Regions from separate parts of the Homo sapiens genome. Here all the other regions are linked to region 3. Evidence: chromatin contacts called from ENCODE Hi-C or POLR2A ChIA-PET data. All regions are on one chromosome and are shown on one strand. Each heading gives the region's core, a stretch centred on a gene start or an enhancer-like site at or near the end of the contact. The rest is flanking DNA. Distances are from core to core; before and after follow the strand shown. Region 1 holds the start of ZNF600 (zinc finger protein 600). Region 2 holds the start of ZNF880 (zinc finger protein 880). Region 3 holds the start of ZNF701 (zinc finger protein 701). Region 4 holds the start of ZNF611 (zinc finger protein 611).

What was found. Hi-C counts contacts between places; a loop is a spot of excess contacts on that map. ChIA-PET counts read pairs that join two places held with the same protein, here RNA polymerase II (POLR2A). Pooled maps may share reads with other maps.
Region 1: a map of B cell shows a loop between it and region 3 (16-fold over the local background). The contact joins the promoter of ZNF600 here to the promoter of ZNF701 in region 3. A Hi-C loop is called at or near these places in 1 of 168 maps with a recorded cell type or tissue (B cell), 2 of 37 single-sample maps with no recorded cell type and 9 of 50 pooled maps.
Region 2: a map of cardiac septum shows a loop between it and region 3 (2.4-fold over the local background). The contact joins the promoter of ZNF880 here to the promoter of ZNF701 in region 3. A Hi-C loop is called at or near these places in 1 of 168 maps with a recorded cell type or tissue (cardiac septum), 2 of 37 single-sample maps with no recorded cell type and 9 of 50 pooled maps. POLR2A ChIA-PET finds 5 or more read pairs at or near these places in 1 of 52 experiments (naive thymus-derived CD8-positive, alpha-beta T cell).
Region 4: a map of CD8-positive, alpha-beta T cell shows a loop between it and region 3 (8-fold over the local background). The contact joins the promoter of ZNF611 here to the promoter of ZNF701 in region 3. A Hi-C loop is called at or near these places in 5 of 168 maps with a recorded cell type or tissue (CD4-positive, alpha-beta memory T cell, CD8-positive, alpha-beta T cell, ascending aorta and 1 more), 4 of 37 single-sample maps with no recorded cell type and 24 of 50 pooled maps. POLR2A ChIA-PET finds 5 or more read pairs at or near these places in 2 of 52 experiments (GM10248 and naive thymus-derived CD4-positive, alpha-beta T cell).

What each region holds. Positions count from the first base shown.
Region 1 is chr19:52,785,373-52,788,072 of GRCh38, forward strand. It overlaps ZNF600 (zinc finger protein 600), which reads right to left and starts at 1,419. Exons shown (of 6, transcript NM_001321866.4): 1 at 1,223-1,419. RefSeq lists enhancers at 379-1,237, 1,238-2,095 and a silencer at 1,428-1,577.
Region 2 is chr19:52,368,531-52,371,230 of GRCh38, forward strand. It overlaps ZNF880 (zinc finger protein 880), which reads left to right and starts at 1,393. Exons shown (of 4, transcript NM_001145434.2): 1 at 1,393-1,447. The coding sequence starts at 1,436. RefSeq lists enhancers at 1,075-1,374, 1,385-1,494, 1,695-1,834.
Region 3 is chr19:52,568,916-52,571,615 of GRCh38, forward strand. ZNF701 (zinc finger protein 701) reads left to right here and starts at 1,372. Exons shown (of 4, transcript NM_018260.3): 1 at 1,372-1,415. RefSeq lists enhancers at 1-581, 1,391-1,640, 1,801-2,409.
Region 4 is chr19:52,733,787-52,736,486 of GRCh38, forward strand. It overlaps ZNF611 (zinc finger protein 611), which reads right to left and starts at 1,258. Exons shown (of 6, transcript NM_001161499.2): 1 at 1,215-1,258. LOC124904760 (a long non-coding RNA gene) reads left to right here and starts at 245. Exons shown (of 2, transcript XR_007067328.1): 1 at 245-674; 2 at 1,008-1,918. RefSeq lists enhancers at 1,246-2,231, 1,544-1,673 and a silencer at 1,294-1,363.

The sequences.
Region 1 (2,700 bases), core at 169-2,668, 220 kb after region 3:
CCTAGTAGCTGGGATTACAGGCATGTGCAACCGCTCCCAGCTAATTTTATATTTTTAATAGAGACGGGGTTTCTCCCTGTTGATCAGGCTGGTCTCGAACTCCGGACCTCAGGTGATCCACCCGCCTCAGCCTCCCAAAATGCTGGGATTACAGGCATGACCCACAGCGCCCGGTCCTTATTTAACCTCTTGTTGTTCTTTCTCCCCAATCTTTCAATCTTCCTCAATGTCTATATATTACAGCCTCTTCTCTTATCTCTCCGTCTCCTCTGCTCTCCCTATTAAATTCTCTCTTCCCTGTTATACCCCTCTGTCCCCACTCTCCAGCACCTCAGATCCCCAGGTGTCCTCCCTGCTGTGGTTCTCCATCTGTTCTTGCCACCAGCACCACTCTGCTCTGTCTGCCCTGGCTCCAAATCCCTCCTCCTCTCCCTCACTCTGGTGAGCCTCCCTCTTTGCTGCCCCTCTCCCTACCTTGCTGTCCTTCATCTTTCTGTACATCTAGCTTTTCTCTACATTTCTCCAGTTGCTTTTCTCCTCCTGCTTTCTTAGTTTTTTTTCTTTCACTTTTGCTGTCTCTTGGCAAATTCCTAACCCATCCTCTACTTTGCCATCTGTTATGGGCCTTTCTCATTCTTCTTTTCTCTGTCTCTGGTTTTCTACTGCTCTCTCAGTCCCTCTCTCTATCTCCTGATCCCTTTGGCCCAGGCGGGTTTGGAGTAATCACAGGCGGGTTTGGAGTAAGACGCCTGCATCCCGTAGAAGCGCATTTTCCAGGGGGTGGAGCTGGACAGGAAAGAACACCTGGTATCATAGGACAAGCCCCTGCGACCCACCCCAACCCTGGCTCAGGGGAAGCGAAGACTTGGGGAGCAGCAGGGCCCGGCACCAGGAGGGACGTGGTGGGCGACGGCACCCTAAGACAAAGGTGGGACCTGCAGGATCCCAGGACCAGGCAGAGGACGCAGCCTCCCCGGGGCTGGGGCCGGGGCGCCGCGCTCCAGGTGCCAACTGGGGCGAGGCTGGGAGGCGCCCAGGGCTGGAATCCACCTCGCGGGTGAGGACTTTAAAAAGCACGGGGCGGGAATAGTCAGAAAAATGTTTTGAGCAGGAAAAATACGCGATAGGAAGTGTATACATTGCCCTATAGCAGAAAGACCGGGGACGGGACCAGCCTCCGAGCGACTTCAAACCCAAAAGCAAGCAACTTCCAGACTCTTACCGGGACGTCTCAATTTGCTCTGGGTGAAGGGAAGACAGGCGAGAATTTCCAGGTCCGTGGGGATCCCACGTCCCAGGGGCAGAAGCGCCGGGGACCTGGGAAGTGCAGACTTAATCCAAGGCAGAGCAAAACTCACGCGCCGTGGTAGGACCTTCACTCCACGCGATCCGCTTCCGGGTTTGTGCGCGCCCAGGACTGAAGCCAGGCCGGGGCAGGTTGGCTGGACCTGGGCGGGGTAGAGGCGGGGCCCCAGGCGGAGAGACCTTGCCCTTTAGAACCGGCAGAGGGAGGGCCCGGGGCGGGACCTGTGCTTCTCAGCCTCGCACTCAGCGCCTCTGTTTTTCGAGTTTTTGGAGGCGACAGCGGCCAGGAAGGCTGAGGCATGATTCAAAAGCCCTGGAATTATCTGGAACGGGAATGCAAACTAGAATGTGAAATGCAAAGCCCTGCCAGGGCGGAACATACGATTTCATGCTGATGGCCCACAGAACAGAACAGAAATCCTCTCCCTTTCTATTCTCCATTCACTCAGGAGGGAGGGTCCACCCCGTGCTCAGCTTCAAAGTGTTCCCTAGGGCCTCCGCCTGGGATGCGGGACGGAGAGCTCAGGCCAGGGAGGAGTGAGGTCACCACCTGCTGCCTAAACACAGCAGGGATGCGGGCACGAGGCGGAAGCCTGAGGTCCCAGCTACTCAGGAAGCAGCGGCGGGAGAATCCCTGAACCTGGGGGTCCAGGCCATCCTGGGCGACAAAGTAACACCCCCTAACTGCAGGGTCCTCTTCCTGATCTCTCTCTCGCTCTTTTACTTTTTTTTTTTTTTTTTTTTTTTGAGACGGAGTCTCGCTGTGTCGCCCAGGCTGGAGTGCAGTGGCACGATTTTGGCTCACTGCAAGCTCCGCCTCCCGGGTTCACGCCCTTCTCCTGCCTCAGCCTTTCGAGTAACTGGAACTACAGGAGCCCGCCTAACCCAAACAAAAACAAGACCGGGCGCGCTGGCTCACACCTGTAATCTCAGCACTTTGGGAGGCTGAGGCGGGCAGATCATGAGGTCAGGAGATCGAGACCATCCTGGCTAACACAGTGAAACCCCATCTCTACTAAAAAATACAAAAAAATTAGCCAAGCGTGGTGGTGGGTGCCTGTAATCCCAGCTACTAGGGAGGCTGAGACAGGAGAATGGAGTGAACCCGGGAGGCGGAGCGTGCAGTGAGCCAAGATCGTGCCACTGCACTCCAGCCTGGGCGACAGAGCGAGGCTACGTCTCAAAAAAAAAAAAGAAAAAGAAAAAGAAAAAGAAATATCTCCCCTAGTTTGTCTCCTTTTCCAGAATTTACCAGATACCAGTACACAGATACCAGTGCATACATTAATGTATGACTTTCATACATAGATTCTCTGATCTGATCCACAAAGAGCTAAATGTGCATCCAGATGTGGCCCCTGAACAATCCCTGCTGCCCAATATCACTGACACCTT
Region 2 (2,700 bases), core at 143-2,642, 200 kb before region 3:
TACTTTTCCAGCTGGTCCAAAAGTGGCTTCAGAGAACTGGGATAGGTGACTGGCTTGGGGTGTCATGATTGCTAAAGGGTAGGGCTGGGGCGGGGATACCCACTACCCATACTGGAAACTTAGTTACAATTCACACCTAGCATGTATATTTTTATATTTTTTGTATGTATATATATTTTTACATTTTTTTCCTACATTGCCTCCAAATTCTATGTTTAATACATTTCTTCCCTGTTTTGCTCTGGTGAAAACTTTAGGGGACAAATAAATGAGTGCTGTTTGGAGACAAAATTTTGTGACATGGGACTGGGCATTGTGGCGTGTGCCTGTAGTCCCAGCTACTTGGGAGGCTGAGATGGGAGGATCACTTGATGCCAGGAGGTCGAGGCTGCAGTCAGTGAGCTGTCTGCACTTCAGCCTGAAAGACAGAGGGAGACCATCTCAAAAAAAAAAAAAAAAAAAAAAAAAAAGTTGTGACCTGAGTATGTCCATAAGACAATGGCAGGTATACACTAGGATTAATATAAATATGAAAAAAAAAAAAAAACTTGGCCGGGTGCGGTGGCTCACGCCTGTAATCCCAACATTTTGGGAGGCCAAGGCAGGCGGATCACGAGGTCAGGAGTTCAAGACCAGCCTGGCCAACATGGAGAAACCCTGTCTCTATTAAAAGTACAAAAAAGTAGCCCGGTGTGGTGGTGGGCGCCTGTAATCCCAGCTACTCGGGAGACTGAGGCAGGAGAATCGCTTGAACCCAGGCGGCGGAGGTTGCAGTGAGCCGAGATCGCGCCACTTCACTCCAGCCTGGGCAAAAGAACGAAACTCTGTCTCCAAAAAAAAAAAAAAAAAAAAAAGGAAATTGCACATTCCGCCCTGGCAGGGTTTTGCATTTCATATTTTAATTTGCATCCCCTTCATAAACAATTCAAGGACTTTAAAATTCCGGAAACTAGTGTTTATTATTCATTTATATTTATTTATTTTAATTATTTATTTCCAATTTGTTATTTATGATTATGTATTTATTAGGCGCAAGGTTTCTCTCTCATGCCCAGGCGGGAGTGCAGCGCACGACCTCGGCTCACTGCAGCCTCCACCTCATGGGCTCAAGCGATCCTCCCACCTCAGCATCCGGGTAGCTAGGACCACATGCGAGCGCCCCTACAGCCGATTTAAAATTAATTTTAATAGCAGGAATTTTCCTGGATCTAATCATCAACAAACTTTCCCTCTGCCGGGACACAATCTATTTCCAGATAGCTGAGTTCTTCCAGTCTCCACGGCAGGTCTAGCCTCCAAAACGAGACGAGCTGGGAGCGAGGCGGAGGGAAGCGCAGGCTCCGCCCAATCCCACCCGGGCCTGGCCTCGCCTCGCCTCTCAGCTGCGCGCGCAGTTTCCTGGAGACCCGGAAGCAGATTACGTGGAGTGACGGTCATGCTGCGGCGTGTGAGTTTCCCTTTGTTTAGATTAAATCTGGGATGCTGAGTCCCCTCGCGCTTCTGTACCCGGCATCTCAGGGGTCACACAGACCTTGAAATCCCCGCATCGCTCCCTCCACCCCGACTAAACTCAGACGTTCTAATGAGAGTCTGGCGGTCGCTTCCCTGAGTGTTAAAATCGCTCGGAGGCTGGTCCTGTCCCCGGTCTTTCACCACAGGGCCATGTAGACAGCTCCTGTCGCGGAGTTTGCCTGCTTCAAATCCTTCAGTGACCCCTAGACACGGCCCGCGCTGCGTAAAGTTCTCACCCGCGAGATGGATCCACGTCTTTCCGGTCCCCCAAGCCTCGCCCTCTTTTCACAGGCCTGCCCCCTTTTCTGTGCCTTAAATGAGAGGAAATCGATCTGATGTTTACTGCTGATTGTGATGTTTCAGCCTCCATTGGGCTTTTGCTAACACCTAAATAAATATTTAGTGGACAAAATTAGGTTAGTGCAAAAGTAATGGCAAACCGCGATCACTTTTGCACCAACCTAATATTTATGGGCCGGGGCTGGAATTCCATCTTCTCCGGAGGCCCAGGCTGGAGAATTCCTTGAGCACAGGAGTTTGAGACCACTCTGGACAACATAGTGAGACCCCCATCTCAATTTTTGAAACATATGTTTCAGTACGGGTATTTAATAGAGATTGGAATTCTCGTTTCTATGTTTTTACATGGTCTGACTTTTTGAAATAGTTTGAAATAATGTTTATAAACTGAATTGAGCACAGTTTATACATTTTTATTGTTGCAAACATGCTGAAATGCACATTTGCAAAAACAACGACAGCCAGGCACAGTGGTGCACGCTTGTCATTCGAGTTACTCGGAGAGGGTGTCATTTGAGGCCAGGAATTCAAGGCTGTAGTGTGCCATGAATAAGCCACTGCACTGCAACCTGGACACATTAAAAAACGAACAAAGACAAATATCTAAAAAAGAGGTTATTGACAGACAACTCTTTCAGTTGTCACATATATGTTTACTAGAGTATATGTGTGTGAATGTATATATGTATATGAATAAGTGTGTACATGTGATGTGTGTGGATGAGTGCACAGATGAGCAAGTCTATTGTTTTTATCAAAGGCGCATCATCAGTTTATATACGTCTTATATCTTTTAACAGTTGAAATTACATCTTATATATTTTCATGACCTTAAAATTGTTCTACACTGTTATGATAGTGAGTCTATGGCTGTAAGGATAGTAACCT
Region 3 (2,700 bases), core at 122-2,621:
GATGGTCACCTCCATTACCAAGTAGAGCCAGGATGAATTATGTGTGACCAAGGGTGTTGTCAAGTCCTCTTCCCTGAGGACTGATCAGTGTTTATCTTGAAAACATGTATTTGGGTTGTATAGAACAGTGAAGTTTCTTTCTCTCTTTTCAACCTCTCAACTGTCCTCTATTTCCCATCACATGCTGGTCTAAGGCCTATTTATTAATAAAATAGTTTTTATTTCTTTCTCTGTTATCGTCGTGAAGATGATTTCTCATTTAGGGGAAGATTTTTTTAGTTTTCAATTGTATTTTCTCAACATTTAAGAGCGAAGTGAAGAGTATTTCTTGGGCCAGGCACAGTGGTTCACGCCTGTAATCCCAGCATTTCAGGAGGCCGAGGCAGGCGGATCACTTGAAGTCAGGAGTTCGAGACCAGCCTGGCCAACATGGTGAAACCCCGTCTCTACCCAAAATACAAAAATTAGCCGGGCATGGTGGCCTGTGCCTGTAATGCCAGCTATTCCGGAGGCTGAGGCAGGAGAATCGCTTCAACCCAGGAGGCAGAGGCTGCAGTGAGCCGAGATGTCACCACTGCACTCCAGCCTGAGCGACAGAGAAATACTCCGTCTTAAAAAAAAAAAGAAAAGAAAAAAAAGAAAGTAATAGATCTCTTCCACAAATGTGCTGGGACAATTAACTGGATATCCACATGGAAAAGAATAATGTTGTATCCCTATCTCACACAATCAAAATTTTATTTTAAAAATTAAAAGAGACGATGAGGGGAGCCCTGCGGGAGGGTGTGTTACTTTGTCGCCCAGGCTGGCCTGGACCCCCAGGCTCAGTGATCCTCCCGCCTCTGGCCCTCAGGCTCCCGCCCACCTGGCCGCATTCCTGCTATGTTTAAGCAGTAGGTGGTGACTTCACTCCTCCCTGGCCTGAACACTCCGTCGCGCATCCCAGGCGGAGGCCCTAGGGAAGTCTCTGAAGCTGAGCACAGGGTGGACTCTCCCTCCTGAGTGAATGGAGAATAGAAAGGGAGAGGATTTCTGTTCTGTTCTGTGGGCCGTCAGCATGAAATTGTACGTTCCGCCCAGGCAGGGCTTTGCATTTTACATTCTTGTTTGCATCCCCGTTCCAGACAATTCCAGGGCTTTCGAATCGTGCTTCAGCCTTCCTGACCGCTCTCGCCTCCAAAGCCCGAAAAATAGAGTCGCTGGGAGCGAGGCTGAGAGACGCACAGGTCCCGCCCCGGCCCCGCCCTCTGCCGGTTCTAAAGGGCAAGGTCTCTCCGCCTGGGGCCCCGCCTCTACCTCGATCAGGCCCCGCCCACCTTCTCGTTGGCTCCACCCAGGCCTGGCTTTAGTCCTGTGCGCACACATCCGCGCAGACCAGGAAGCGGATCCCGTGGAGTGAAGGTCGCACCGCGGCGGTGAGTTTTGCTCTGTGTTGTATTAAGTCTGCACTCCCCATATCCCCGGCACTTCCGTACCTGGGACGTGGGGTCACCACAGACCTGTAAATTCTCGCCCATCTTCCTTCAACCAGAGCAAATGCAGACGTTCCCCTGGGAATCCGGAAGTCGCTTCCTTTTGTGTTTAAAGTCGCCCTGAGGCTGTTCCCGTCTCCAGTCTTTCTGCTACAGGGCGCTGTATACACTTCCTATCGCGTAGTTTCTGTGCTCAAAACCGTTTTTTAACTCCTCCCTCCCCGCGCTTTTCAAAGTCCTCACCCGAGATGTGTATTTCCGCCTGGGCGCCTCCCAGTCTCAACCTTTAGGCGCCTGAAGCGCAAACGTCGCGATCCCAGTCTCAGGGAGGCCGAGTTCTCTGCCTGGTGCTGGGATCTTGTGGACCCCACCGAAGGCGTCGTCGCACCCCACCTCCCGCCTCATGCTGGGCCTTGCTGCACCCCAAGTCTCCCCTTAGCAGTCACCACTTTCCTTGAGCCAGCGTTGGGGAGGTGCCAGGGGCCAGTCCTGTGACACGGTGTGTTCTTGCCTGCCTAGCTCCAACCCCTGAAAAATGAGCCTCTCTGGGATGCAGGCGTCTTACTTCAAACCCTCCTGTGATTGTGTGGGCTAAAGAGATCAGGAGACAGAGAGTAGTAGAAAACCTGAGACAGAGAAAAGAAGAATGAGAAAGACCCATAACAGATGGCAAAGTAGAGGATGGGTGAGGGATTTGCCAAGAGACAGCAAAAGTGAAAAAAAAAAGATAAGAAAGCAGGAGGAGAAAAGCAACTGGAGAAATGTAGAGAAAAGCTAGATGTACAGAGAGATGAAGGACAGACAGCAAGGTAGAGAGGGGCAGCAAAGAGGGAGGCTCATCAGAGTGAGAGAGAGAGAGAGAGAGAGGAGGAATTTGGAGCCAGGGCAGACAGAGCAGAGTGGTGCTGGTGGCAAGGAGAACAGAGGGAGAACCACAGCAGGGAGGACGCCTGGGGATCTGGGGTGCTAGAGAGTGGGGACGGGGGGTAAAACAGAGAAGAGAGAATTTAACAGGGAGAGCGGCAGAGATGCAGAGATGGGATAAGAGGCGGAAATATATGGAGATTGAGGACGATCGAAGAATTGGGGAGAAGGAGCAACAAGAGATTAAATAAGACGTGAGGATGGAGCCCAGGTAATTTTTGTATTTTTAGTAGAGACGGGGTTTCACCATGTTGGCCAGGCTGGTCTCGAACTCCTGACCTCAGGTGATCCACCCGCCTCGACC
Region 4 (2,700 bases), core at 8-2,507, 160 kb after region 3:
TCTCCTCCATCCTCACAACTTATTTAACCTCTTATTGCTCCTTCTCCCCAATCTTTCAATCGTCCTCAATCTCCATCTATTTCTGCCTCTTCTCCCATCTCTGCGCCTCCTCTGCTCTCCCTGTTAAATTCCATCTTCCCCGATATACTCCCTTGTCCCCACTCTGTGTCTCCCCAGATCCCAGCTGTCCTCTCTGCTGTGGTTCTCCCTCTGTTCTCCTTGACACAAGCACCACTCTGCTCTGTCTGCCCTGGCTCCAAATCCTTCCCTCTCTCCCTCACTCTGATGAGTCTCCCTCTTTGCTGCCACTCCCCCTACCTTGTGATCCTTCATCTCTCTGTACATCTATCTAGCCTTTCTCTACATTTCTCCGGTTGCTTTTCTCCTCCTGCTTTCTTAGGTTTTTTTTTTTTTTTTTCACTTCTGCCATCTCTTGGCATATCCCTCACCAATCCTCTATTTTGCCATCTGTTATGGGCCTTTCTTATTCTTCTTTTCTCTGCCTCAGGTTTTCTACTGCTCTCTGTCTCCTGATTCCTTTGGCCCACACAATCGCAACACGGTTTGGAGTAAGACGCCTGCATCCCGGAGGAGCGCATTTTCCACGCCCTGGAGCTCCGCAGGCAAGAATACCCCGTGCCGCAGGACAGGCCCCTGGGACCTCCCCAGTGCAGGTTCAATGAAAGCGGTGACTGCGGAGGGGAGACCTGGGGAGCAGCAGGCCCCGGCATGAGGAGGAAGGTGCGGGGCGGGGGGGGGGGGCGCGACGGCGCCTTAGGACCAGGATGGGGTCTGCAGGATCCCAGGACCTGGCAGAGGACTCGGCCTCCCCGGGACTGGGGCTGCGGCGCGGCGCTCCCGGGGCTGAGGAGGGGGAGGCTGGGAGGCGCCCTGGGCAAGAATCCACATCGCGGGTGAAGACTTTAAAAAGCGCGGGGCGCGAGGAGTCAGAACAAGGTTTTCAGCAGGAAAACTACGCAACAGAAAGTGTATACATTGACCTATAGCAGAAAGACCGGGGACGAGACCAGCCTCAGGACGACTTTAAACCCAAAAGGAAGCGACCCTCGGGCTCTCACGGGGATGTCTCAATTTGCTCTGGGCAAAGGAAGACGCCGGAGAATTTCCAGGTCTGTGGGGACCCCACGTCCCAGGGACAGAAGCCCTGGGAACCTAGTTAGCGCAGACTTAATACAACACAGAGCAAAACTCACCGCGGCGATATGACCTACACTCCACCCGATCCGCTTCCGGGTTTGCGTTAATCTGCGCGCGCAGGACAAAAGCCAGGCCTGGGCGGGAAGTGGGAGGTAGGCGGGGCCTGGGCGAGGTAGGGGCGGGGCGCGAGGCGGAGAGACCTTGCCTTTTAGAACCGGCAGAGGGCAGGGCCGGGGCGGGATCTGCGCGTCTCTCAGCCTCGCTCCCAGCGTCTCTGTTTTCAGGTTTTGGAGGCGAGAGCGCCAGAAAGTCTGAGGCATGATACAAAAGCCCTGTTGAGAGAAGAGAGAGACCCTCTGACATTGTTTTATATTGTTTTATAGTCAGTAAAAACAACAGGAAGTAAAACCAAAGACAGGCAGCCCCGCGCCAGGCCCGAAACCAGGCCTGGATCCGCCTGGCCTAAACCCAGTAGTTAAAAATCAACTTATGATTTAGAAGCTGATGTTAGGCATAGATTCCAGACATTGTATAGAAGAACACGGTGAAACTCCTGCCCTGTTCTCTCTCTCCCTGATCACCGGTGCATGCAGCCCCTGTCACGTATCCCTTGCTTGCTCAATCAGTCACTATCCTTTCATCTGAAATCTTTAGTGTTGTGAGCCCTTAAAAGGGACAGAAATTGTGCACTCGGGGAGCTTGGATTTTAAGGCAGTAGCTTGCCAATGCTCCCAGCTGAATAAAGCCCTTCCTTCTACAACTCGGTGTCTGAGAGGTTTTGTCTGCGACTCGTCCTGCTACACTGTAATTGTCTGGAACAGGGATACAAACTAGAATGTGAAATGCAAAGCCCTGCCTGGGCGGTATGTACCATGTCATGCTGAGGTCCCACAGAACAGATAGATATCCTCTCCCTTTCTATTGTCCATTCACTCCGGAAGGAGACTCCGCCCTGTGCTCAGCTTCAGAGACTTCCCTGAAGCCACCGCCTGGAATGCCGGACGGAGTGCTCAGGCCGAGAAGGAGTGAGGTCACCACCTGCTGCTTAAAGACAGCAGAGGCGCGGGGGCGGGAGCCTGAGGTCCCAGCTACTCAGGAAGCAGCGGCGGGAGGATCCCTGAGCCTCGGGTTCCAAGCCAGCCTGAGCGACAAAATAACGCCCACTGCCGCGGTCTCCCTTTCTTGTCTCTCTCTCTCTCTTTTTTTTTAAAAAAAACTTTCGCAAATAAAATTTTTGATTGTGTGACATAGGGATCCAACATTATTCTTTTCCATGTGGATATCCAGATAGTTGTCCTAGCACATTTATGGAAGAGATCTATTACTTTCTTGTATTATTATTATTATTATTATTATTATTATTATTATTTTTGAGACAGAGTATTTCTCTGTTGCCCAGGCTGGAGTGCAGTGGCGAGATCTCGACTAAATGCATCCTCTGCCTCCTGGGTTCAAGCGATTCTCCTGCCCCAGCCTTGGGAACAGCTGGCATTACAGGCGTGCGCCACCATGCCAGGCTAATTTTTGTATTTTTAGTAGAGA